Regions from separate parts of the Homo sapiens genome. Here regions 2, 3, 4, 5 and 6 are each linked to region 1. The links are chromatin loops, found by intact Hi-C in ENCODE. Cell type or tissue: GM12878. All regions are shown on one strand.

Evidence for each region. Peaks named below come from ENCODE experiments on the same cell type or tissue, not always from the same donor. Only the 100,000 strongest peaks of a DNase experiment are listed, where the experiment ranks them.
Region 2: it touches region 1 in a loop (14-fold over the local background); 22 of 110 quality-filtered maps call a loop at or near these places.
Region 3: it touches region 1 in a loop (12-fold over the local background); 19 of 110 quality-filtered maps call a loop at or near these places.
Region 4: a loop joins it to region 1, with 7 times the contacts of the local background. A loop is called at or near these places in 9 of 110 quality-filtered maps.
Region 5: it touches region 1 in a loop (2.5-fold over the local background); 3 of 110 quality-filtered maps call a loop at or near these places.
Region 6: it touches region 1 in a loop (8-fold over the local background); 45 of 110 quality-filtered maps call a loop at or near these places.

What each region holds. Positions count from the first base shown.
Region 1 is chr3:122,099,258-122,103,257 of GRCh38, reverse strand. The region is part of intron 2 of CD86 (CD86 molecule); the gene reads right to left. Among named protein-coding and RNA genes, the nearest start is that of CD86, 46 kb to the right of the region's middle. RefSeq lists an enhancer at 2,009-2,198. In GM12878, a CTCF peak has its summit at 1,513 (motif pointing left); DNase peaks (open chromatin) are centred at 637, 1,527 and 1,944; H3K4me3 peaks cover 497 bases; H3K27ac peaks cover 3,034 bases.
Region 2 is chr3:122,297,665-122,301,664 of GRCh38, reverse strand. No RefSeq gene overlaps it. Among named protein-coding and RNA genes, the nearest start is that of CSTA, 26 kb to the left of the region's middle. In GM12878, CTCF peaks have their summits at 1,603 (motif pointing right) and 3,247; DNase peaks (open chromatin) are centred at 414, 1,610, 2,224 and 3,204; H3K4me3 peaks cover 681 bases; H3K27ac peaks cover 3,652 bases.
Region 3 is chr3:122,354,224-122,358,223 of GRCh38, reverse strand. No RefSeq gene overlaps it. Among named protein-coding and RNA genes, the nearest start is that of MIX23, 27 kb to the left of the region's middle. In GM12878, a CTCF peak has its summit at 1,596 (motif pointing right); a DNase peak (open chromatin) is centred at 1,615.
Region 4 is chr3:121,881,303-121,885,302 of GRCh38, reverse strand. The region is part of intron 5 of EAF2 (ELL associated factor 2); the gene reads right to left. Among named protein-coding and RNA genes, the nearest start is that of SLC15A2, 11 kb to the left of the region's middle. In GM12878, a CTCF peak has its summit at 1,595 (motif pointing left); a DNase peak (open chromatin) is centred at 1,636.
Region 5 is chr3:122,011,560-122,015,559 of GRCh38, reverse strand. All of the region lies in intron 1 of ILDR1 (immunoglobulin like domain containing receptor 1), which reads left to right. Among named protein-coding and RNA genes, the nearest start is that of ILDR1, 8.7 kb to the left of the region's middle. RefSeq lists enhancers at 757-806, 2,666-2,715. In GM12878, a CTCF peak has its summit at 2,056; DNase peaks (open chromatin) are centred at 599 and 2,553; H3K4me3 peaks cover 471 bases; H3K27ac peaks cover 3,894 bases.
Region 6 is chr3:122,256,496-122,260,495 of GRCh38, reverse strand. It overlaps CASR (calcium sensing receptor), which reads right to left. Exons shown (of 7, transcript NM_000388.4): 3 at 3,109-3,415. Among named protein-coding and RNA genes, the nearest start is that of CSTA, 67 kb to the left of the region's middle. In GM12878, a CTCF peak has its summit at 1,518; a DNase peak (open chromatin) is centred at 1,539; H3K27ac peaks cover 400 bases.

The sequences.
Region 1 (4,000 bases):
TGAAGTGGTTGACTAAATGTTCCAAGGGTCTTTCTAGTACTGTGGTTCTGTGAATTTAAATTGCAAGACAGGGAAAAACCAGTAGAGTTAGACAACCCATTCACCCACCAGTTACCTTCCTATAACCTTAATTTTAGTTTTCATCACTGTAGCTGTTACAGGTTCCATAACTTCTACACCATCACCAAAAGCTTTCCCCTCCCCTCCCATCCACATATTCCTTGGTCTGCTATGGTGAAAAGATTGCTGATAATGGTAATAAATTATAGCCCCCCTTTATTATACTTCATTAGTTGGGGAATCACGTTGAGTAACATCTTTGAAATTCAAATAGCTCCCTTTACAGAACTTCCCCTATGACTGCTGCTCCCATGGCCAGCACTTCCAAGGATGTCAAATGCTTTAGAAATGACTTCGATAGTGAACCAAGGCCTTTATTTTCAGTGACCTCTCTAAGCTCTTTCAGAGATCAGAAAGAGAACTGGGCAAATTTGATGGCTGTTTTCGGATTGTGGTGGTCAATGACCATTTAAGGCACATGAGTGAAATGCTGAAAATGAATCATAGATGGGCAGGTGAGGATGTGCTTTGGGAGTATTGGGGAAACCCCAGGCACCACAAACTTGCTGCTCCCAGTATGCACTGACCCTGGACAATTTTACAACCATAGACATCATGCTGGAAGGGTTGAGAGAAAGGCTTTAGTCCTTGAGGACACTTTGGGGTTTGTGGGAAGGATGTGGGCCACCCAACTACTTAAATGTGAATGATCACGGGGTTTGTGTAGGACCTTTTCTAGGTTACAGAATTACTTGAGACTTGGCAAAAAAAAAAAAAAAAAAAAAAAAAAAGTAAGCAGTGGTGGGTGAGAAGTGCGGGGGTGGAGAGTGGGAAGGCTGTTTCTTACTTAATATGAAGTTAGATGCCACCTTGGAGAGGAAGTTAGTGTAAGTTCTAAATAAAATTTCATCATTCAGGATTTATGTGAAGGCATGTTGACATTGAGGAGGAAAGGGAGGAGATGGGTTGATGAGAGAGATGAGAGGAGCTTCATTTGAAGAGTTCTAAGTGGGGGAGTAATTAAATTGATGTGGTTTCTCTTGAAAGAGGGAATAGAAGGACAGATAACAGTGACATGCACTTGTCAAACTAAACTGTGTACAGAGTGGCCCAGTGAGAACACATAATCAAGGGGTTGGTGGTGGTCTTGAACTCTTAGGGAAGCAGACAGCAGGCATCAGTGGGAGTTTGCACAAATATGAATCACTGCCTATTTCACTACACTCACTAGGACCCTGTGAAGTACTTGAGGTATAAAATGCACCACCTGTAGAGGATGCGTACCGGTATTGGAGGGAGGAAGGAAAATCTATATGCGTACCCTGACAGTGAAAGGGAGACCTAAGGAAGATTTAGTGTGTTTATGAATCACCTTACAAGGCAAACCTGAGGCTTCTGCATCTTCTTTGCTGAGCTCTTAATGTAATGCAAGAGTGCCCCCTACTGTAAAAGCTTCTAGCATTGTCTCTGAGGAAATACTGGTTTTAGTCTAAATTGTCATGTAATATAGGACAGATGACCTGATGGAGAAACCAAACACACAGTTAAAAATTCTGCCAATTAACAGTCAATGTTATGTTATTACTCAGCTGTCAGTTGTGCCTTCTGGACCTGGAAATGACTTCGTCTTTAGCTGCTTCTGTCTTCTTGATTTACATATATATATATATATATATATATATATTTTTTTTTTTTTTTTTTTCTGTAGAGCCTCACAGTATCTTCTTTCCTTCCCATCCATTCTGTCCACTCACAGACCAGTCTAACTCCGCTGACCCAGGCCCCTTCTCCCAAAGATTACAACGGCTTTCTCTTCCACTCATCGAGTGCTCCCTTCTTCACCTAGCAACTGAAAGTGTGATGTATGGACCAATGAGATTCACGTCACATGTGGGCTGGTCTGAAACACGGAATCTCTGGCCCCACCCAAGACTTACTGATTCAGAACCTCCATTTTAACAAGAGCTATAGTTTGAGCAGCTGTTGTAGAGAATCTCTGCCTCTGTCTCCAGAGTGGATCACAGAAAATGACATGAAAATTTTTTTTCCATCCATCCCTCCTCAGACTCCCTCTCCTCCCCATGGGGTGGAAATCACTTTGAAATCCATTCTGAGTGGAACTGAAAGTATTTTGCAATTTATACTCCATAGCACCTCACCAACCACTGGCTTCCATGATCTCACACAGAGCCAGGCATGGGGGATGCTGCTAATCCTTTCTCTGACTAAATGGGGAAAGTTTGGCTCAAGGTCTGTGATCACCAAATGACTTCAGGCCTTCCATTTTATGACCCCAGACCTCAAGCCACCTAGCAACTGGACTTACTGGGATTCCATAGGTGGGTAAGCATTGAGAATCTCTCCCTTCCCCAGCACTTGGGTAAGAGGAATGGTCGAAGTCTAGTTACAATGGGTTGCTATGATGTCAGGAACAAGTCGCTCAAGAATCCAGCTAGATGCCTTCGTAATCAGCTGAAGGAATTTGTTTCAAAGGATAATTAAGGACTTCCTGAGCAATACACTCTACTGTTGGAATGCCACTCAAAAACTGTAATTTGCTAGCCTTATGAAGTCTCTGACCCCACTGGGACTTCAGTGTTCCCTGGCTGCTATCCCCAAATGCATATCTTATATGTTTAAGAATTATCTCTTCTTTATGTTCCTATGCTTATCTGTACTAAAAAAAATTCCTTCTTTTACTAAACTTCCTCCAAAGTTTTACTTGGCCCTTTGAAAGCCTCATTCCATTACTTACTACAAGGAAACTCTCCCACATCTTTAACCCCTTCATTGACTGTTTCCCTGAGGTTATTATTTCAGTGAAATCTGGCTTCACCCAAAGGAAGCCACTTGCTCCAGCCCCAGCTACTGTTTGTTTTATCACACTTTGTGGGGACTTTGAGCAACACCTTCCCCTTTTGAGGTGTCTGACTTTCTCATTGCTTGTAGCTACTAAGTCACTACCACCTTGCTAAATGAGGATTTTGGCATTAGATGCAAGGTCTTGCTAACAATTTGGGTGACTTCTTCATGAATGAGTCTAACAACCTTGCCTCAAATTTCTTTGATCTTGTCAACTCCACAGGTCTACACCCGCAGACTATTTCAGCAGCTGCCCCCCACCTTCTTATGACATAACCCTGAAACTTTTCACCTGGAGCAGCTCAGTCCCTAGAATCTTAATCTCAATATACTAATCTCCGTCCACAACCTCCTATTCATCCAGGTTTTGCTCTTGCTTACTCCTTCTACAACTGTTGTTCAACTTAATCAAGACCTCAGCTTTATCCAGACCCTGTAGTGCAGTGTTTTCCACAAGAACTCTTAGTGATAATGGAAATGCTCTGTCTCTGTGCTGAACAATATGATAGCCACCAGCCCCTGTGGCTATTGAGCAATTGATACATAGCTAGTATGACTGAGAAGATGAATTTTTAATCTTATTTAATTTTAATTAATTGAAATTTAAGTAGTCACATATGGCTAGTGGTTATTATATTGGACAATGCAACAATAGTATGTCTTTGTAATTATTCCTTTCCACAACTTCAATAAACACACCCCTTTGTCTCTATAAAATTTACCCTGGGGACACTCTACTTTTGGTCTACATATCTGTTCTTACAACTGGGCAATTGAGCAGTTCTGGAGGAAATTATTCAGTTGTGCGGACTGGTGACATTCCAAATCTGCAGTGTCCTGTCTCACTTCACTCGGCCTCCAGGCTATTCACCTGGTTCACCTCCATTACTTCAAACACAAACCTTGTGCTACTGCTTTTAGTTTCTCTTTCCCTTGGAGTCAAACTCCCTGAAAGAGTAAGCAGCAATTGCTGCCTTTATTCCCAGCCTCCCACCCCCACCTCTCTACTGAAACTCCCTGACAAAGGTTGTTGGTGACTTCACACCATGGCCAAGGCTTGAGCTCTTTTCAGATCTCA
Region 2 (4,000 bases), 200 kb before region 1:
AAAATTATATGTTGGTTCAGTAACCAATGATGTACATTAATGACATACATTATTGGGATAATGCTTTTTAAATAAATTGTCTAAGTTAATAGTGTTTAGTTTTGTCTTTTTTATATCAGAGCCGAATAATTGATTTCAAGTAATATTATTCTATTTTGCCTATTATCTTTACTGATGATCTATATTTACTATGATCTATATTTACTTACCACAAAAACTGTTAAGAAAGGGAACTAGGACCAGCTAACAGGGAGGCCTGAGGACTTAGGCTCACTCTTTAGGTGACCAGAAACTTGAGCAAACAACCAGGTCTTTCTTTGTTTCTGACTCTTTGTCTACATAGGCAGGGGTAAAGGCAATGACCTGTCTTTGTGAATAGTTGGCTGCTGTGTATGTTACTTGGTCATTTGATGTTAGCAACCTGTTGGTCTTAGCCAGAGAAGCAAAGGCAGCCAAGAGAGGCCTATAAAAGGGGCCAGATAAATGAGAGACACTTTCATCTTTCAGACCCAGAAAAAGGAAGTGGGTATGAGTGAAAAAACAGACCCTGGCCATTCCTCACTTAAGTCTCTTAAGAGAAAGTTTTCTTGACAGAGTGATGGGGAGGAGAAAATGTGAGCCTTAAATTGGATTAGAAACTCAAGTTTTGGCTGGGCATGGTGGCTCACACCTTGTAATCCTAGCACATTGGGAGGCCAAGGCAGGCGGGGGGCAGGGAGGATTGCTTGAGTCCAGGAGTTTGAGATGAGCCTAGGAAACATGGCAAAAACTTGTCTCTACTAAAAAAAAAAAAAATTAGTGGGGAGCAGGGTGTGGTGGCACACCCCTGTAATCCCAGCTACTTGGGAGGCTGAATTGCTTGAACCCAGGAGTCAGAGGTTGCAGTGAGCCAAGATCATGCAACTGCACTGCAGCCTGGGTGACAGAGCGTGACTCAGTCTCAAAAGCTCAAGTTTTACACTAGACAAGACTTCTTTTTAATAAGTGAAAATGACTGGAAAGATGTAGGTTCTACCCAAAATTCTGGTAAGGGATGGGAAAAAAGATTTGGCAAAGCCTGGTCAAAGGCAGTAACTGGAGGAAAGTAAAACTATTTGAGTTTGTAGCCCACAATGTTCAATAAACTGGATATATTTGGTAACCATAATGGAAGACGTCAAATTTTTGTGCATTAATATAAGAAATAAAGATTCTGGAATGAAGACTTAGGTAGGATTTTTATTTATTTATTTATTTTTGAGAAGGAGTCTCACTCTGTCGCCCAGGCTAGAGTGCAGTGGTGCGACCTTGGCTCACTGCAACCTCCGCCTCCGAGGTTCAAGCAATTTTCCTGCCTCAGCCTCCTGAGTAGCTGGGATTACGAACACCTGCTACCATGTCCGGCTAATTTTTTTGATTTTTTTTTAGTAGAGACGGGGGTTCACCATTTTGGCCAGGTTGGTCTCAAACTCTTGACCTCAGGCGATCCGCCCAACTCGGCCTTCCAAAGTGTTGGGATTACAGGCGTGAGCCACTGCACCCGGCCTAGGTGGGATTTCTTTAAGCTAGATGTTGACAATCTCTCCTACCCTCTCATCTCAGGCTTTTACTGCAATTCAGTTATGCTCCACCAGGTGGTAGCAGATATCTTGGCTCTGTCATCCACAATATGATCAAATTATAATTTTCTGTATGAATTCCATTGTAGATTTAAACTATATATTTTCAAATAAAAATTAAAAACTAACCATTTTAATAAAAACTTTTAATCATTAAGTATTATTTTAGTACTTAATATCTAATATATTTATATTACTTATTTTAATAATATCTAATATATTTATATTAAGAATTATTTTAATATAAATAGAAATCAGTATTGACTAGTCATATTTTCTCAAGTCAAAAAGGCAAACTATATAAAAGTATTTTTCATTCTATCTCTAGCTAATCCTGTTCTTGTCTCTGGGCTTACTAGAATGATACTGTTTAATTTTTTTCTCTGGTGTTCTCTTGTATGTCCGTAGAAAATGACTGGCGCAGCTCTGGGACTTTAGTCAGACTTAGAAACACAAATTTCTTGCAGCCTCCTTCTGCTACTGGTTGTAGGATGTTGGTGTTTAGGGAATAATTTTTGTGCCTGCCTTCTTTTACTTGGCAATAATTTTCTATTTATCATATTCAGAGTTTCACTTTTATCCCTTCTGTTGGCAAAATCAAGAAATGAAAATCTCTGACCTGCTCAGACTAAAAATCCCCATTCCACCAAGTGAGGCTTTCTTCAATGAGAGGGCAGTAATTTCCCACTGATTCATAGAAGAACATCACTTTTTTTCCCATGAGCTTTTTGACTGGAAACTTATCTAAACTATTTTACATAAGGTGGTAGTTATCTTGCCACAAATCTGAGTTGCTACAAAATAGCTTTAAACAGTTCTATACAAAGGGAGCATCTTGAATCCAAAATGTAAAGTTTCTGAGCAAAAGTTTAACAAACATTTGTAAAGAGTTTTTAAAAACAAATCCCCCAACTTTTTGTTACCAAATTTCTAAACATTCAGAAACAGTGTAGCAAACACCTCTATATCACCACTCAGATTACATAATTATGAGCATCTTGCCATATATTTTAACATATATCTGTGTCTATTTTTTTGTATAAAACATTTAAAATTGAGTTGCAGATATTGTGACCAGTTACCTCAAAACTGTTTGGCATTCATCCCCTAAATATAACGACATTTTGTTACATAACCACATTATCACCCCTAGGAAAACTAACAATACTTCCTCAATTTTATCTAAAAATCAGTTCAAATTCACATTTCCCAAATTTTTCTTTAATTCAAATGTTATAATTATATTTGGTTGCTATATCTCTTTAGACTTGTGTATTAGAAATGCCATATATGTGTGCCATGTATGTGTGTGTGTATCTATCTATCTATCTATCTATCTATCTATCTATCTATCTATCTATCTACCTACCTACCTAGATACTGACCTTTTGATGAGACCAGAACAGTTGTCCTATAGAAAGAATTTCAGTATGTTGGATTTGTCTGATTTTTCTCTGTAGTGTCATTTAATCCTAACATCATATTGTCAAATGAATTTTATGACAACCAATTCCTATTACCATGTGAAAGTTTTCAGAAGTTGCAGTGGTTTGAACACACAAAATCTTTGTGGTCTGAGAAAGACCTGATTCTTTCACGGTTCAGGAAGACTCGCAACCATAGAATGTCAGAGCAGAACCACCCCTGCCTCCCCCAGTGGACACATTAGAAAACTGAGGCCTAGAAAGGGCAAGTGTGAAGGTGTCTGTTCTATTGCTGTTGTAACAGATGACTGCAAATTAGTGGCTTAAAACAACACAAATTTGTTACCTTATAGTTCTGGAGGTTGGAAGTCCAAAATGGATCTCACTGAGTTAAAGGTACTGGCATTTCTTTCTGGAAAGTTTAAGGGAAAATCTGCTCCTTGCTGTTTCTAGCTTTCAGAGGCCACCTGTGTTCCTTGGCTTCTCGTCACTTCTACCATCTTAAAATCTCTCTCTGACTCTGACCCTGACTCTCCTGCCTCCCTCTTCCACTTATAAGGACCCTTGTGATCCAGCCCACCTGGATACTTTTCCTATCTCAAGGTCATCTGATTAGTGATCATAATTCCATATGCAACCTAATTCCCCTTTGCCACAGAACATAGTTACAGGTTCCAGGGATTAGGACATAGACATATTTGGAGGCCATTATTCTGCCTACCACAGTAAGTGACCTGACAAAAATTATACTGCGAGTTACTCGCAAGAATCCTTTAGTACACTGCCATCTGAAATGTTTGTTTGTTTTGCACTGGAATTTGGTAAAAGGTGATACTATATTGAACCCTGTTCAAGAGAGTTTAATAAAAGAGGCATTAAAGGGATTTTTTTTTTATTATAGAATGGCATTTTTTTTTGAGACGGAGCCTTGCTCTGGACGGAGTCTTGCTCTGTCGCCCAGGCTGGAGTGCAGTGGTG
Region 3 (4,000 bases), 250 kb before region 1:
ATGCAAGAATAGAAAGACAAAGATCTCCCTGATTCTGCTGCTCAGGAGGGAATTCAGATCCTTGGAAAGGATTCATTAACAGTCTTTCCAGATTTTCAGGTCTGCCAAAATACCATCTAGCTAATCCAATTATGTTAGTAGAGTGCCTGAATCATTCCAGTGTAACATATGAAAAATGTGCAATGACGGCAGCATGGAGTGACAGTATAAATGAATAGGTTTAGTGTGATGAATGGCATTTAGAGCCTCAACTAATGAAGGAAGATGGATGACATTGCTTTTGAAAGTTGATTTGCCTGCTGGAAAAGGGTCCTGTGTGTAATTACTGCCTTAGAACAATTTGTTGATTTGCTTTTGTTGCCTGAAAGGTAGGATTCAGCAACTCACACACACAGAAAAGAAGTAGAAGGTGCGAAAATTCACAGATGAGTTTGGCCCTTCCTTGGCAGAACAGAAGACAGCCATACGAAGAAACACCTATGATGATACATTTGCAAATTCTTTTAACAAATATTTAAATGCCTTCCTGGGCACTATTAACCACTATTGTTGCATCACTCAGCAAAACAAAAATACCTGGTTTTAAAGAGCTTATATTTGGTGAAGGAAGACAGTAGTAAGTTATATGGTATGCTAAAATGTGATAAAGTTCTATGAAAAAAAATAGAGAAGGAAATCAGGAATGGGATGGAGAGTGGGTTGCAAATGACTGTTTTCAGCTGACTGGAAAATATAATGCCCTTGTCTTTGAAAAGTTGCTTTAACTTGAGATTGAAATGTACCAAGTAAGTGCAGTAATAAAAAGGGTGTTTTCTAATATGTCATTCTTTTATAAGTTGTTCTCCGAACTACATGTGGTGGTTCATGTCTGCAATCCCAGTACTTTGGGAGGCTGAGTCGGAAGGATCAAGAGCCCAGGAGTTCGAGACCAGCCCAGGCAACACAGTGAGACCCAGTCTCTTAAAAAAAATTTTTAAATGGTGCTTGTCTGTAGTTCCAGCTACTCATGAGGCTGAGACGGGAAGATCTCTTGAACCCAGGAGGTTGAGGCTCCAGTGAACTATGATTGTGCCACTGCCTTCCAGCCTTGGTGGCAGAGCAAGATCCTGTTTTAATAATAAGTTGTACACTGAAGATACCAGTTTGGGAAATGTAGTGATAATGTACCCAGTGCTGCTATAGTAGTCCCTGCTAATGTGCCAGTGTCCAGGAGTGATAAACTTGTCATCTTGTAAAATGGGAGATTAATCAAATGTGTGAGCCCTTTTTAAATCAAGAAAAATGAACATTCTATCTAGAGTTAGGTGATCTAATCAAACATATTAGAGATTACTTAGGTTACTCATGATTTCTGTGTGTATTTAGGCTTGTAGAGTACCCTTGATGAACTTGATTGACCCTTAAAAAAGAATCTTTATTATTGAGCATAAACATTGAAGAATAAAGAAGATAGAAAGTGACCACTCCTGATTGGGGTAGCATTTCCAGGACAAGCCTGATTTTATCCCACAGAATTACGTTGGGAAGGAAATTCCCAACCTCTAAAGAGGTTTAGACAAACATGGCTTCCAGCTTCTGAATGCAATGGCCAGCTGGGGGCACCCCTGTCCAAGGGAAGAGGACTTGGCTGAGGTGCATTTGTGTATCTCCTGGTGCATTAAGAAGGGATAGGTAATCTACTGGCACTTAAAGATAATTGCTGTGATTGAATGATTTTCCCACTCCAGTTTTAAAAACCAGCAAGCAAAATTTCTCCTGCTTAAAAGCCCCCAGTGGCTGGCCGGGCGCAGTGGCTTACGCCTGTAATCCCAGCACTTTGGGAGGCCAAGGTGGGTGGATCACTTGAGGTCAGGAGTTCAAGACCAGCCTGGCCAACATGGTGAAACCCAGTCTCTACTAAAAATACAAAAATTAGCTGGGCGTGGTGGCGGGCGCCTGTAATCCAAGCTACTCAGAGGGCTGAGGCAGGAGAATTGCTTAAACCCAGGAGGTGGAGGTTGCAGTGAGCTGAGATTGCGCCACTGCACTCCAGCCTGGGCGACAGATTTTTGACAGATTTGAGACTCTGTCTCAAAAAAAAAAAAAAAAAGCACCCCCAGTGGCTTCTTAGTGCCTTGAAGACAGGTACAAATTCCTTAAAGTGGCTTAGGAAGTCCATGCTCTGTCTCCTGCTCACCTCCAACCTCACTGCTCGCTATGGTGCACTCTGTTCCCCACTAAACTTCTTTGTGCTGCAAGAAAAGACCCAGTCTCACCTCTGAACATCTGTGCATTCTCTCTCTTCCCTGGCCAACTCCTATCCATGCTTCAGGTCTCAGCTATCATTTCCTTCAGCAAGGCTTTCCTGACCTCTCAAATACAAGTTACGTGTCCCTTTTATGCACATCCACGATAACACCTCCATCACGATCTTTATCACACTGTTACAGTTCCTCGCTTATCTCTTTCCTCCACCTGTTTTTGAGGGCTGGCACTGTGCTTCTCAGTGTCTGAGCTGGATGAGACACTGCTAGTTTCCTACCCTATATTCATTTTTCTCTTCCTTACCAATAGAATCCTGGTTTTGTTTAGGGTAGCATTGTGCCCAGCTTCCCCTGCAGCTCCAAGTATCAGCCAGACAATCCTGACCAATGAGATAGGCTAGGGCATTTTTGAGAAACGTTTACAGTGTGAAGAGAACTGTCCCTTCCTCCTCTTTTCCTCCTTCTTCCTACCTCGAATGTGGTTAGGGTGGCTAGAAGTGACAAGGATTAGGGCTATTTGCCTATGTGGTGACAAAGACGAAAGATGAAGACGAAAACCATGTCTGAACATGGCTGAACAGAAAGAAGGAGAAGGAATTGTGTGTTGTCATTCCAGCCCTGGGCTACCTGCCTTCAAACTTGTTATTATATGAAGGTGGTGAGATGTTATTATCTGTTCATTTGGGGATGTAACAGGGGTGGTTACCCTATTTGGTTAAACCTCTATATTTGGGATTCTATTACATGCAGCCAAATGTAGCCCACAAGTAATATGCTGCTCAAATATTTGTTCAATTAATGAAGATTATAATAATAACCGCTCATTTGCTGAGTGGTTACCACAAATTAGGCTCCATTCTAAGTAATTTACGGCAGATTCTAATAGGAAAATTCTGGAGAATACTAAGCCCTACATGAAGAAATAGGCAGAATTGTGTGGAAGAATTTGGGAGAAATCTATCTTATTTCTCTAAAAGGAAACTTAGCATTAATCGCTGGCCCAACCAGGACCTGTCCATTACTTGGTTCCTAAGGGTGGGGATCAGATCTCTTTAACATATTGCAACGTGTTGGCTGGGTGCGGTGGCTCACACCTATAATCTCAACACTTTGGGAGGCCAAGGCAGGCAGGTTGCTTAAGCTTGGGAGTTTAAGGCCAGCCTGGGCAACATGGTGAAACCCCATCTCTACCAACAATACAAAAAAATTAGCCAGGTGTGGTGGTGTGTGCCTGTGGTCCCAGCTACTCTGGAGGCTGAGGTGGGAGGATTGCTTGAGCCCAGGAGGCGGAGGTTGCAGTGAGGTGTGATCACACCACTGAACTCTAGCCCAGGCAAAAGAGTGAGACTCCATCTCAAAAATAATAATAATAAAAATAAAATAAAATATTTCAACACGTGAATGCCGTTCCCGCCTTGCTCAGTTGTTCAGCCCACAATCTCTCCCTACTTCTCTAAGGACAAATATGCTGGTCAGTCTATCTAAGTATCTCTGTCTGTCTATCTATTTATCTATCTGTCTATCTCTCTCTCTCTCTCTATCTAATATACCTTTCTGCTTTTTATCTACTTATCCATCCATTCATCCATTTGTCATGTGGATCAGATGCCTGCTACATCAGAGCCCTTTCTAAGGAAGACTGACCCACAGCTCCTACTGAAAGAGTGCCCCCAGCTGACCCATTCTGCATTAGGTTGATTAGACTAAGGTTGGGCAGCTCACCCAAGAACTGCCAAACCTTAAGTTGGCCAGTGTCC
Region 4 (4,000 bases), 220 kb after region 1:
GGTGAGGCTAAGTGGTCAGATTCATAATGTACTTTGAAGACAGAGTTTATAGGACTAATTAAAACATTGAATTTAGGGTACAAGAGAAAGAAGTGAAGAATGACCCCAAGGTTTTTGTTGTGAACAACTGGATAAATCATTTACTGAGTTATCATTTACTGAGATGAGAAACACCAGAGGAACATGGTTGTAGAAGAAAAATCACAAGTTCAATTTTCATGTGGTAAATTTGAGATACCTAGTAAATACCCAAATATATATGGTACTGGCAGTTGGATATACAAGTCTGGAGCTAAAGGTAGAGGCTGGACCTAGAAATAAAGATTTGAGAGTCATTGATCGTACAGGTTTATCTGAAGCAAACAGACTGAATGAAATCACTTAGGTAGTAAATTACAATGGTTAAAAAAATTCTTATATTTTTTAACTAATCCGCAATCAAAAAAGCTGGCATGTTTTGAAATCAATACCTAATTTAAGAAGAATAGTTTTTAGGCCACGTATAAATTATAAGATGTTTCAGTCTTTTGCATGAACTGCAGAACTGATAACATCATTTGATAAAGAAATCTGCGAGGTCGGGCACGCGGTGGCTCACGCCTGTAATCCCAGCACTTCGGGAGGCTGAGGTGGGCGGATCATGAGGTCAAGAGATTGAGACCATCCTGGCCAACATGGTGAAACCCCGTCTCTACTAAAAATACAAAATTAGCTGGGCATGGTGGCACATGCCTGTAGTCCCAGCTACTCGGGAGGCTGAGGCAGGAGAATCACTTGAACCTAGGAGGTGGAGGTTGCAGTAAGCCGAGATCACGCCACTGCACTCCAGCCTGGCGACAGAGTGAAACTCCTTCTCAAAAAAAAAAATAAATAAATAAATAAGAAAATCTGCTAAAACTTCTTCTGTGCATCTGGTTCTCATGACCATCTCATCACTTTCATTTCTTTTTTTTTTTTTTTTTGAGATGGAGTTTCACTCTTGTCACCCAGGCTAGAGCACAGTGGCGCTATCTCAGCTCACTGCACCCTCTGCCTCCCTGGTTCAAGTGATTCTCCTGCCTCAGCCTCCCGAGTAGCTGGGATTACAGGCATGCGCCACCATGCCTGGCTAATTTTTTTGTATTTTTAGTAGAGTCAGGGTTTCACCATGTTGGCCAGGCTGGTCTCGAACTCCTGATCTCAGGTGAATCACCTGCCTTGGCCTCCCAAAGTGCTGAGATTACAGGCATGAGCCACCTTGCCTGATGCATTTCATAATTTTCAAGGATTAAGTTTCCACTTACAGAACTATTATATGACATAAGAATGTTATATGATGCCTGTAATATGAGTTTTTCAAGCGACACAAACCCAAACGTACTCAGAGTTCCATTTTGCCTTTCTAGACTTTATGCTGTCAAGGTTAGGAAATATTCAGTCAAGTTTTGAAGATATAAGATTAGCCTTTGATTATGAGTTGCTTAGTAAAGAAAATATGTTTTCAATCATAGCTGTAATTATGACTCAGAAAAAGAGAGTTTACCCATAGAAATATATTCAGGCATTTAAATCAATAGTTATCACTGAGAGTAGTACTGCCCCCCAGGGGATGATACAGAAATTTACATGAGGGGTTGCTTGTCCTGTTGGCTGTAGATTGCTAATAGCATTTAGTGGGAGGGGAGTTTAGGAATGCTAAATGTCTTGCAATGGATGAACCAGTCTTGCACAATAAAGAACTCTTCTACATTCTGTGAAATTTTTGAAAGTCGGGTGGAATATGTACTTGGAAGATCTGTTTATAAATTTAAAACCAGAGCTGAAATACATTTTCATAAATTCCAAGTATTGTTTTGCACATATTTAATTGAAACTTACAAGTATGCAGCTATCATGTAAACTGAAGATGATTTTGTTTTGTATTTTTTAAAAACTTTTCAAAAATTTTCTTTTAAAAATAGTTTGGGGCAACACATTAGTAACATCAATGCTGCTCATTGTATTTGGAGCAGCAATACGCATAACAATAGTTGTCTGTATAGGCAGCTGTAGACGCAATTTTTTAATATATATGCATATACTTTTCTAGTCCTTATTTCTACAGGTTAAATAAAAAGAAAAATTGTTGATAATATGAGTTGAATGTTGTTTTGTTTTTCTTAAATCCAAATCTATGCATTAAAAGTAACTGCAAAAACATGGTTACTTCATTGTATCTTCTGATATAGCTATTCTTTAACATTTACAAAGTTAGAACACATATTATTATAAATTTGTTTTTCTTTTGCCTTTATATTAAATTAAATTAATGCTTTTCAAAGATGTATGTACACAGATTATATTAAGCTATGAAATTCATTTCAAAATAGTAAAGGAGAATTAAAAATATCTGTTACAAAAGGGGGTGTTGGGTCTCATAAAGCTGAGCAATGGGATGATTGCAGTAATGGTCAGAGATGGTTTATTTCATTAGGAAACTCCTAGTTTAGATACATCAGGAAAAGAAATTTCACTATTTTTACTTAAAAAAAAAAAACCACCACCTCCCAAGTGGTTATTACTGATAGACAAAAACACTACGGACTTTACTTTCGCATATATCTTTTGCATCTAGTAATCTTTCCAAATTATTTTATTAGTTCTATCGTTTGCTGATTCTTTTGGATTTCCTATGTAGATAATTTACATTCCTACAAATTAAGAGTATTTTATTTCTTGTTTCCAATTCTTATATCATATTTCTTTTACTTGTTTTATTGTATTTGCTAGCAAATTCAATAGAGTGCTCAACAGAAATAACATTAGTCCTCTTTGTCTTGTTCCTGAATTTAACGGGAATGCTCCTAAAGTCTCTATTAGTATGATGTTTGTAGGAGTTCTGTTTTTTGGTAATTAACTTTTATAAAGCTAAGAAAATCCTATTATATTCATCCTTTGGTAAATGTTTTTATTTATTTTACTTTTTTTTTTTTTTTGAGACAGAGTCTCACTCTGTCCCTCAGGCTGGAGTGCAGTGACATGATCTCAGCTTACTGTAACCTCCACCTCCTGGGTTTGAGCAATTCTCATGCCTCAGCCTCCTGAGTAGCTGGGATTATGGGTGTGTACCAGCATGCCTGGCTAATTTTTGTATTTTTAGTAGAGACAGGGTTTCATCATGTTGCTCAGGCTGGTCTTGAACTCCTGGCCTCAAGTGACCCACCTGCCTCGTCCTCCCAAAGTGCTGGGATTACAAGTGTGAACTACCATGCCCAGCCTCAAGTACATGTTTTCAAATTAATAAATACTGAATTTTGTCAAGTTATTCATTTGTTGAAATGATCATATGGGTTTACTTCTATAATCTGTTAATGTGGTGAATTAGATTGATACCATTTCATATGTTTAACATTTCTTACATTTCTGTGATGACCCTTATTTGGTTGTGATTTGGTAAATTATACTTTTTCTACAAAACCATCCGTTCCTATGTCAAATTTACTGGAATAAATTTTTTAATAAAATTATAATTAAGGCTGGGTGCATTGGCTCACACCTGCAATCACGGCACTTTGGGAGACTGAGGTGGGTGGATTGCCTGAGCTCAGGAGTTCGAGACCAGCCTGGGCAACACAATGAAACCCCATCTCTACTAAAATACAAAAAAATTAGCCGGGTGTGGCAGCATGCGCCTGTAGTACCAGCTACTTGGGAGGCTGAGGCAGAAGAATTGCTTGAACCTGGGAGGCAGAGGTTGCAGTGAGTTGAGATTGTGCCACTGGACTCCAGCCTGGGCAACAGAGTAAGACTCTGTCTCCAAAAAATAATAATAATAATACTAATTTTTTAAAAATAACCAATTGGAAAACCTAATGATAATTGATAAATTTGTGGACATATACCACCTACCAAGATTGAACCAAGAAAAAATAGAAAACATGAACAGGTCAAGTACAAGTAATAAGACTGAATCAGTAATAAAAAGTCTCCCATCAAAAAAAAGTTCAGGACCTGATGGCTTCAATACTGAATTCTACCAAAC
Region 5 (4,000 bases), 88 kb after region 1:
AAAACCACTGGATCTTGTGAGAACTCACTATCATGAAAATAGAATGGGGAAACCACCCCAAGATTCAATTATCTCCACCTGGTCCCTCCAACAACACATATGGATTATGGGAACTACAATTCAAGATGAGATTTGGGTGGGGACACAGCCAAACCATGTCAGACTGTATATGAAGAGCAAAGGAAAAAAAGATACCAGGATGATTCCTTCCTAGTTTTTGGTCTTTTCCATTCACTGAGATGGGAAATGTGGGAGAGGCCCAAGTTTGTATGGAAGGATGATGATTTAGATTTTGGGCTTGATTTAGAACTTGAAACAACCAAGAAGAACTATCAGGAGCATTTGGATACATGTGTCTGTTTTAGTCCCTTATTGTACAGGAGTAAGATTTAATATTCAATGCTCTCGTAGTTTCTGATCAATGCTTTAAAACTCATCCATGACAGGAACTACTTTGTCTGTGTGTTTACTTGTTTATCATTGACTCTCCTACCAGGAGCACAAGTTCCAAGAGTGCAGGGACCTGTATCTCTTATTTTCTACTAATGACTGGCTCAGAGTGTGTACTCAATAAATGAATGAATGTGTGTGTTCTGGTCATGCCTAAATTTGCATGTGCTCTGAGATTAGTGTGTGGAGACATGAGTCACTAACCTGGGTGAATGACTTTGGGAAACCCCAAGCATCTGCCCCTCAACCAGGTCTTGGCCTCTCCCCCGGTAACCAAAAGGATGTTAAGTTCAAACCACCTGAGTGGCTATTTATTTCACTTAGTAGTTTATCAAAAAAAAATTTAAAGATTGATATTTTCCTCTTTTGAATAGGTTGTGGTGAAACATGGGACTGTCACTGGCTATTTATGGGAATATACATTTCTTTCCTGAAGTATCTATTCGAATAGAAAAGGTTTATTCCCTTTAACTCACTTTGAGATATATATTCTACTGGAATAAAAGAACGCATGTGAAGACGTACTTATATAATCATATTCATTTCAGTAATTAATGCCAGCATTGCTTATAATACTTAAAAGTCAGAAACAACCTAAATGTCCATAATTTGGAAAATGTGTAAATAAAAGTGGCTCATTGATGGAGTGAAATGTTCATGCAGTTACTAAAAAAAAATAGATCTGCATATACTGATATACAATATATCATTAGTTTGAAGAAAAAGTCACAAATCAATGTACATAATATGATTAATTTAAAAAAAACAACATAGGAAAAGATGTGAAGGGATGTAGACCAAATTGTCAACAGCAGTACCTCTGGAAAGTGGAATTCATGGTGAGCAAGGAGGAACTTTTTACTTGATACCCCCTCCACTGTTTGAAGTTTCTCACTTATTTATTTTGTATTAACAAACAAAAAGGAAGAAGAGCTTCTGTACAAAATGATTAAAATAAATTTGTGAATGTCCCTTAAGTGCGTGAATATTCCTCAAAGGGTTAAATCTCAACCATTTAGAAAACTTATCCAGAAGACATGGTAGTGTAGTGGAGGTCTAAGCTTAAATCCAGCTTTGCTACTTTCTAGCTGTGTGGCCTTAAGCAGATTACTTAATCTCTCAGAATTTTCCTCATCAATGAAATTGAGAGAAAGTAAAGCTTATCTCATCAGTTTCTTGCAAAGGTTAAATGAGATAATGTATAATAAAACACCCAATACCGTGTCAAACAACATAGTAAGTGCTCAGCACATAGCACTTTCCTTCTCGGGGTGCTGCACTGTTAAGTGTTGCATGCCAGACCTTGGGTAAACACACAGTACCTAGACATCATTCCGCTCCCCACCCATCTGCTTTCCTGGTCTCCTCTCTCTGCTCTCCCTATCCTTTCCTTCTTGTTCGTGACCACTCCCTCTTGTCTTTGTCTCTTCTTGTCCATAGCTAGTCACTTCTTGTCTTGCTCCTTCTTGTTCATAGCTAGTCCCTCTTCTCCTTGATTCCGCTCATATTTGCACTGTTATCTGAGGAAATGTAACAGGCACTGATGGTAAATATGCTTGGTGAGATAGCCTGCTCAGCCATAAACTCTGATAGCATTGAACCTGTGTGCATTTTGTTAACCTGCCACATGGAGTCAGGGTGCTTGTATACCTGAAAAACACTCAGGAATCAATTCCTGTCAGTCCCAGGCCACTGCCCCTTGCCGGCAAAGACCTGCCTTCACCCTCCTGCCTACCATCCCTTCCAAGCAGGCCTGTTCATAGGAAAGGAGGGGAAGTGCCATCTAGTCCTTCAAAATAGTTCTTAATTTTAAAAATATTTTAAAATATATACCTGTATTCCTATACTGTGTGAGTATCTTCTACAAACTAAAACTCCTTCTTGCCAAATCTAATACTACACAGGAAATGAGGAATAAAAAAATGTGCAAAGATGTGCATGTATTTAGGAACAGATGACATTTAGTTGTAAAGATACTCTGCCCTGGTTGGTGTGTTTCCTTCTGTTTTAGTGTAGGATGGTAGTCCCCACTCAGCACAGCAGCCTGGCCTTGGAAAGTACCTGATGGCGGGAATCAGAGAATCCCCTTCCCCTTCTCTCCTTCCCATGAGCTCTGATATCTCATCTGAAGTTTCCTTTCTACCCATGTGACAGGTCTCCTTCCCTTCTTTCACAGAGCCTGGCAAGCTGTGAATGAGTCCACCAGGGTACAAAGCTATGAAACTTTTGAAGCTTTTGAGGCACCAACTCATTTTGCAAAGAGAAGACAATCATGATAGTTTACATTTGTATCATTTTTTCAAAATGCTTTTACATGCTAGTCTCAGTGGATCTGGAACTCCTGAAGTAGTCAAGATAAGTACAAATGATACAAATGATAGCTTAGGTTTGTTGAATGTCTATATGTGCCAGGCTCTTTGCTAAATGGGGGACATTTTTTTATGCTCACCACAACCCTCTGAGGCAGGTATTATCTTCATCTCAGTTTTGCATACAAAGGAAAACAATAGTTTGGAAATAACTTGCTAGGTCAACTTCTGACTCTAACCAAATTCCCTTTTCTGACCCCCAGCAACTAATGTTGACTAGAGTGTTTAATAAACTGCTGTTTATATTACATTACCATTCAGCTGTTAGGGATTGGAGACAGAATCTGAACTCAGGGAGTCAGGTTCTAGAATTAACATTTTTGAGAGAAAATGATAGAGACAGCTAGGAAATGAGGAGTCAATGAACTGGGGAGGAGAAAATTCCACAGGATAAAGGAATTTTAAGAATAGAAAAAAAATTAAGAATTTGAAAACTTGTAGTAAGCCTGAAAGAGCAAAGTTGCAACCAGGATGACTACAATCAGGACGTTTCTCTTTTTTGATCCTGTTCACATTTTCAGCCTGATTTGCTGCTTTGGGTCCTTTCTTGAAAACTCCACCTGCTTAGTTCTGTGCATGCCCAGTGTGGTTAGGTTTACAGAGAAGTTAGAGGATATAGGAAAAGAAAGTGGGTGATTTTTGCCTTTGAGATGGACTGTCTTGCTACTGCCTTTCCTTCCCAATCTGGAAAATCTGACTGCTTTTTAAGAGCCTGGCGCCTGACTTCTACTTTGGAAGATCAAGCTTGCTTGCTTGGGAAAAATTGGGATTTGTTGTCAGCAAGGCCCAAGCTCAAATCCTGATGCTGACACTTTTTAGGTATGTGATGTTGGACACGTGGGGGTGTGGCTTATACTCTGAGCTGAACTTCTGCCCACCTATATGAGCAGGGCTGTTGCCTAGCTGAGGGGGTTTGTGAGATTTAGAGACCAAGAATGTACATCACCCGGTGCATAATAGATGCTAAGGACCCACAGCAACAACTGAGATATGGGAGAAGAGTTTGCTGGGTTGTTCAGTACCTCTTCTCCTGGGACTCTTCCCGTGTGTGTGTGTGTGTGTGAAAGAGAGAGAGAGAGAGAGAGAAAGAGAGACAGGGCAGGGGGTGGACGTTTGAGGTCTGCACAGGATGCTGTGGGGCTGGCTGGCAGACCCCTGGAGAGAGTGTGAATGAGCTCAAG
Region 6 (4,000 bases), 160 kb before region 1:
GAGCCTGCTTGACAGGCTTTTGATATGGGTCTTGAAAATCTTAAGAGGCTGAACAGGAACCCTGGAGAAGCTGTCTTGACATGTTTGCACTCTCTAAGACATAGCCACTTCTGCATCTGAGCAAGGGTGTGGACTACCAAGGGAAGAAAGTCTTGCCCTTGATGTTAAGAGATCGTTGCTTGAAGAAGTAGCCAAATACCATGTAAAGCATTAGTTAGTGCAGAGCTTTCCCACTTCTTTTCACATTATGGCAACACATGGAGCAAACAGAGGAAGCTGATCAACCCTGGTGGGAGTGCTCTGACCACTCAGGCCCCACCTGGTCACCCCAACACTTGAGGAGATCCACATCTTTGATGAGGCCGGCTTCAGCTCATTTGCAGCACTCTGTGTCATCATGGCTCACCACTTAGGAAGTTCCAAGTTATGGGACCATTTTTTCTGAAGAACGAAACATTTTTACACAAATGGAATTTCTTCTAGGAAATGAAGTAGCTTAATATCTTGTGTTCTCTAGTTTTTCCAGAGAGATTTTAAACTTCTTAAGAAAACAAGTCAAAGGTATTTGGGAGAATGCCTTTTTAATATCTTTCACCATTTAAAACAATTAATTTTCCATGTCCAATATTTTTAAGTAAAAATTTCCAGACCATCCTGGCTAACACGGTGAAACCCCGTCTCGACTAAAAATACAAAAAATTAGCCGGGCGTGGTGGCGGGCGCCTGTAGTCCCAGCTACTCGGGAGGCTGAGGCAGGAGAATGGCGTGAACCCGGGAGGCAGAGCTTGCAGTGAGCTGAGATCCTGCCACTGCACTCCAGCCTGGGTGACAGAGCCAGACTCCATCTCAAAAAAAAAAAAAAAAAAATTTCCAATGTGTTTCTTCTTATTGATGGATAGTTTCTACATTAGAAACATAAAAGGCGTTGGTCTGTAAAAAAATTAGGCCAACTTGACTAAAAAGTAAGTATGACTGTTTTCTGACAAGAGCTTTTATTTTAGAAGTTATAGTATAAAATTGATAATTTTTTCCCTTATCAGAATAAGGTATTCTCGAAATACCACAGAACTTATGAGGCAGGTGGTTAAATTAAGTAATTTGTTTAGATGTTATTGTTTTTCAGAGAATTCTGTTAGCAGACCCAAACAATAGGCCTCTAAATCAGATTTTTGCAAACACAAAACCTACCATTTTAAAAAATCCATCCATTATTGCTTGCTTCTTGAGTTTTTCAAAAATAGGTCAAAAGGGCTTCAATGGAATAAAAATCAAAAACAATAATATTCCTCATGGATATGTTCTCTTAAGGAACGTATTTATAATGTTTACCAAGTTTTTAAAAAGCAACTCTAAAGTGGGGTAAATACCATTTTGTGCCCCAACCCCCCAAAAAACCCCTCAGAAACACACAAAACTTTTTTTTATTGTAAGAGGGGAGAATTTCAAGAATGATTCAGAAAACTGTTCCAACCGCAATTTGTCTAGCTGGTCTGCTTGTTCCATCCACTTGGTGGCGTGGCTGGCATACGAAATACCCCTGGGTCCATGACCTCACCCGGCAGGGCAGTGGTTCCCAGCCCAGCTGCACATTAGAATCACTTCCAGAGTGTTAAAACCTCCCGACACCTAGGCTGCATCTCAGCTCAATTAAACCTTGATCTTTGCGGAGTGGGACTTAGGCACCAGTATTTTTAAAGCTCTCTAAGTGATTCCAATAGGTAGCCATGGCAGACATGGCAGAGAACCCCTACTGTAGATAGACTTATATTGGTTTGATTGATAATCAAAGCACTTTTATAATTCAAACTCAACTTAACCTTATCTTTCATCCAAAACACAAAGAATTAACACGCCCCTCCCCTTTTCATGTTCTTTCTTTACTTGACATCTTAGCCTGTTGGCCATGGGGTAACAATAACTTACTTTAACGTGTATCTAAGTTTGAATATACGCAGCACATTTACTGATACAGGCTTTGTCAGATCACTTTGGCACAAAAGTTACAAAGCCAGGGCTTCCCCATGGGAAACACCTTTAATTCCCTGAAGTAAGGATTCCGTCAATGATGACAAAACTATCTCTTGTCTCATGTATATAAAGAGATAATGGCAATCACCAAAAAAAAAAAAAAAAAAAAGGAGCCCTCCCAACATAGAAATGTAAATTTATCAAAGGTACTCTTACAAATTTTAAATATTAAACATTCAAAAAATAAATTTAAGGTATAGTTTATAGTTTAATTTCAAACTTGATGTAAGGATGCATCACAATTGAGCTGATTCTCCCACCCACAGACATTTAGGTTGTTTCCATTTTTTCACTATTATAAAATGATGTCATAGATTTATAAATATTAAACTGAAAAATGCTTTGCTCTATAGCGTTAAGAAGGAAAATGTCAGGTTATAAAATGGCACTTCACATTTGTTATCTTTTTTTGGTGAAAAAAATGCACCACTGAATGTTTATTAAAGCACTTGCTTCAATAAACTGTTAGTAAATGGAAACGCAACCATCTCTCCACCTAGGCTAAGTTCCCGCAAAGTGGAGACCGCTTATACATATATGCTCAATAAATATTTTTTGAATGAAATAGAATTTTCTCCGTTTCTGGAATGTGCAACACAATGATTAAGTTCCTGTTTTGTGAGAAAATATGCTCTGCTTCCCTCTGAGCTAAAGTTTCAATGAGACAGTGGAGCAGCGAGACTTTTCAGGAAATGGAATTCGGGACAGATATTTTGGATTTGAGAGGTGGGATTTACCTCATATGCTCTGATTCCTTTTAGTAAAAGTAGAAGGAAAAAAAATTTACTAAAGGAATAGAGTGGGAAATAAATAACTGAATGCCTCTTTTTAAAAAAAGACACAGTTTTATGCAAGGTACATTTAAAAGAATTTTGGAAGCATAGTGAAGGTATCATTGATATTGTGGACACTGGAGTTTCAGAAATCCCAAATGGTCATGATACAGCATATCAACTAAATCATAGGTCTTTTGTGCCAGAGATGGGAATATGGTAAACCGTATGGCTATTGGGCATGGCACCCCCAAGCCTGCTTCTTCTGATCCTGCTCCCAGTGCCCCGCCTGAGAAGGCTTGAGTACCTGGGGAATGTAGAAGAGCCCCAGCAGATTTGCCACTGCCGTGGAGACGCCTGAGCCAGTTGCTCCCACCACAGCAATCGTAGAGGGAATGTGCTCTGAGCAGTTGCAGAACTCATCAAGGTTCAAAGAATCAATTTTGTTTTGAGCAACAAAACTCAGGGTGGCTTCCAAGGCCTTAGAAACGGTGTTGCAAGTGTCAAATATCCTGTATCCCAGCGTCAAGTTGGGAAGAAGGGCTGGGCTGCTGTTTATCTCCTCTATGGCAAATATCATAGCCTGTAACCAGCGAAACCCACGGAAATTATACCTGGAAGAAAGAAGAAGTGGAAGAAAATGGGAAGCTTTCTAGTCAACGACTTTAGAGTAAAGACCTGGCAAAGCTGGGTTTGAATCATCGAACTGTTACTACTCTCTGGCTTCATGGCATGCTCTGTACAGAGCCCTCTCTGTTAAAATGGGGATGACATGGCCGGGCGTGGTGGCTCACGCCTGTAATCTCAGCACTTCGGGAGGCCGAGGCGGGTGGATCACTTGAGGTCCAGAGTTCAAAACCAGCCTGGCCAAAAACATGGCGAAACCCCGTCTCTATTAAAAATACAAAAATTAGCCAGGTGTGGTGGCAGGTGTCTGTAATCCCAGCTACAGGGGAGGCTGAGGCAGGAGAATTGCTTGAATCTGGGAGATGGAAGTTGCAGTGAGCTGAGATTGTGCCACTGCACTCCAGCCTGGGTGATAGCGTGAGACTCCATCTCAAAAATAAATGAATAAATAAAAATAAAAGGAGGATGACACTTGCCTCATAGGGTGACTGTGAAGATCATGACATGAGCTAATTATGCAAAATCTTCAGCATGGTGCCTCACACAGAGACAGAGAGCAATAATGACAATAA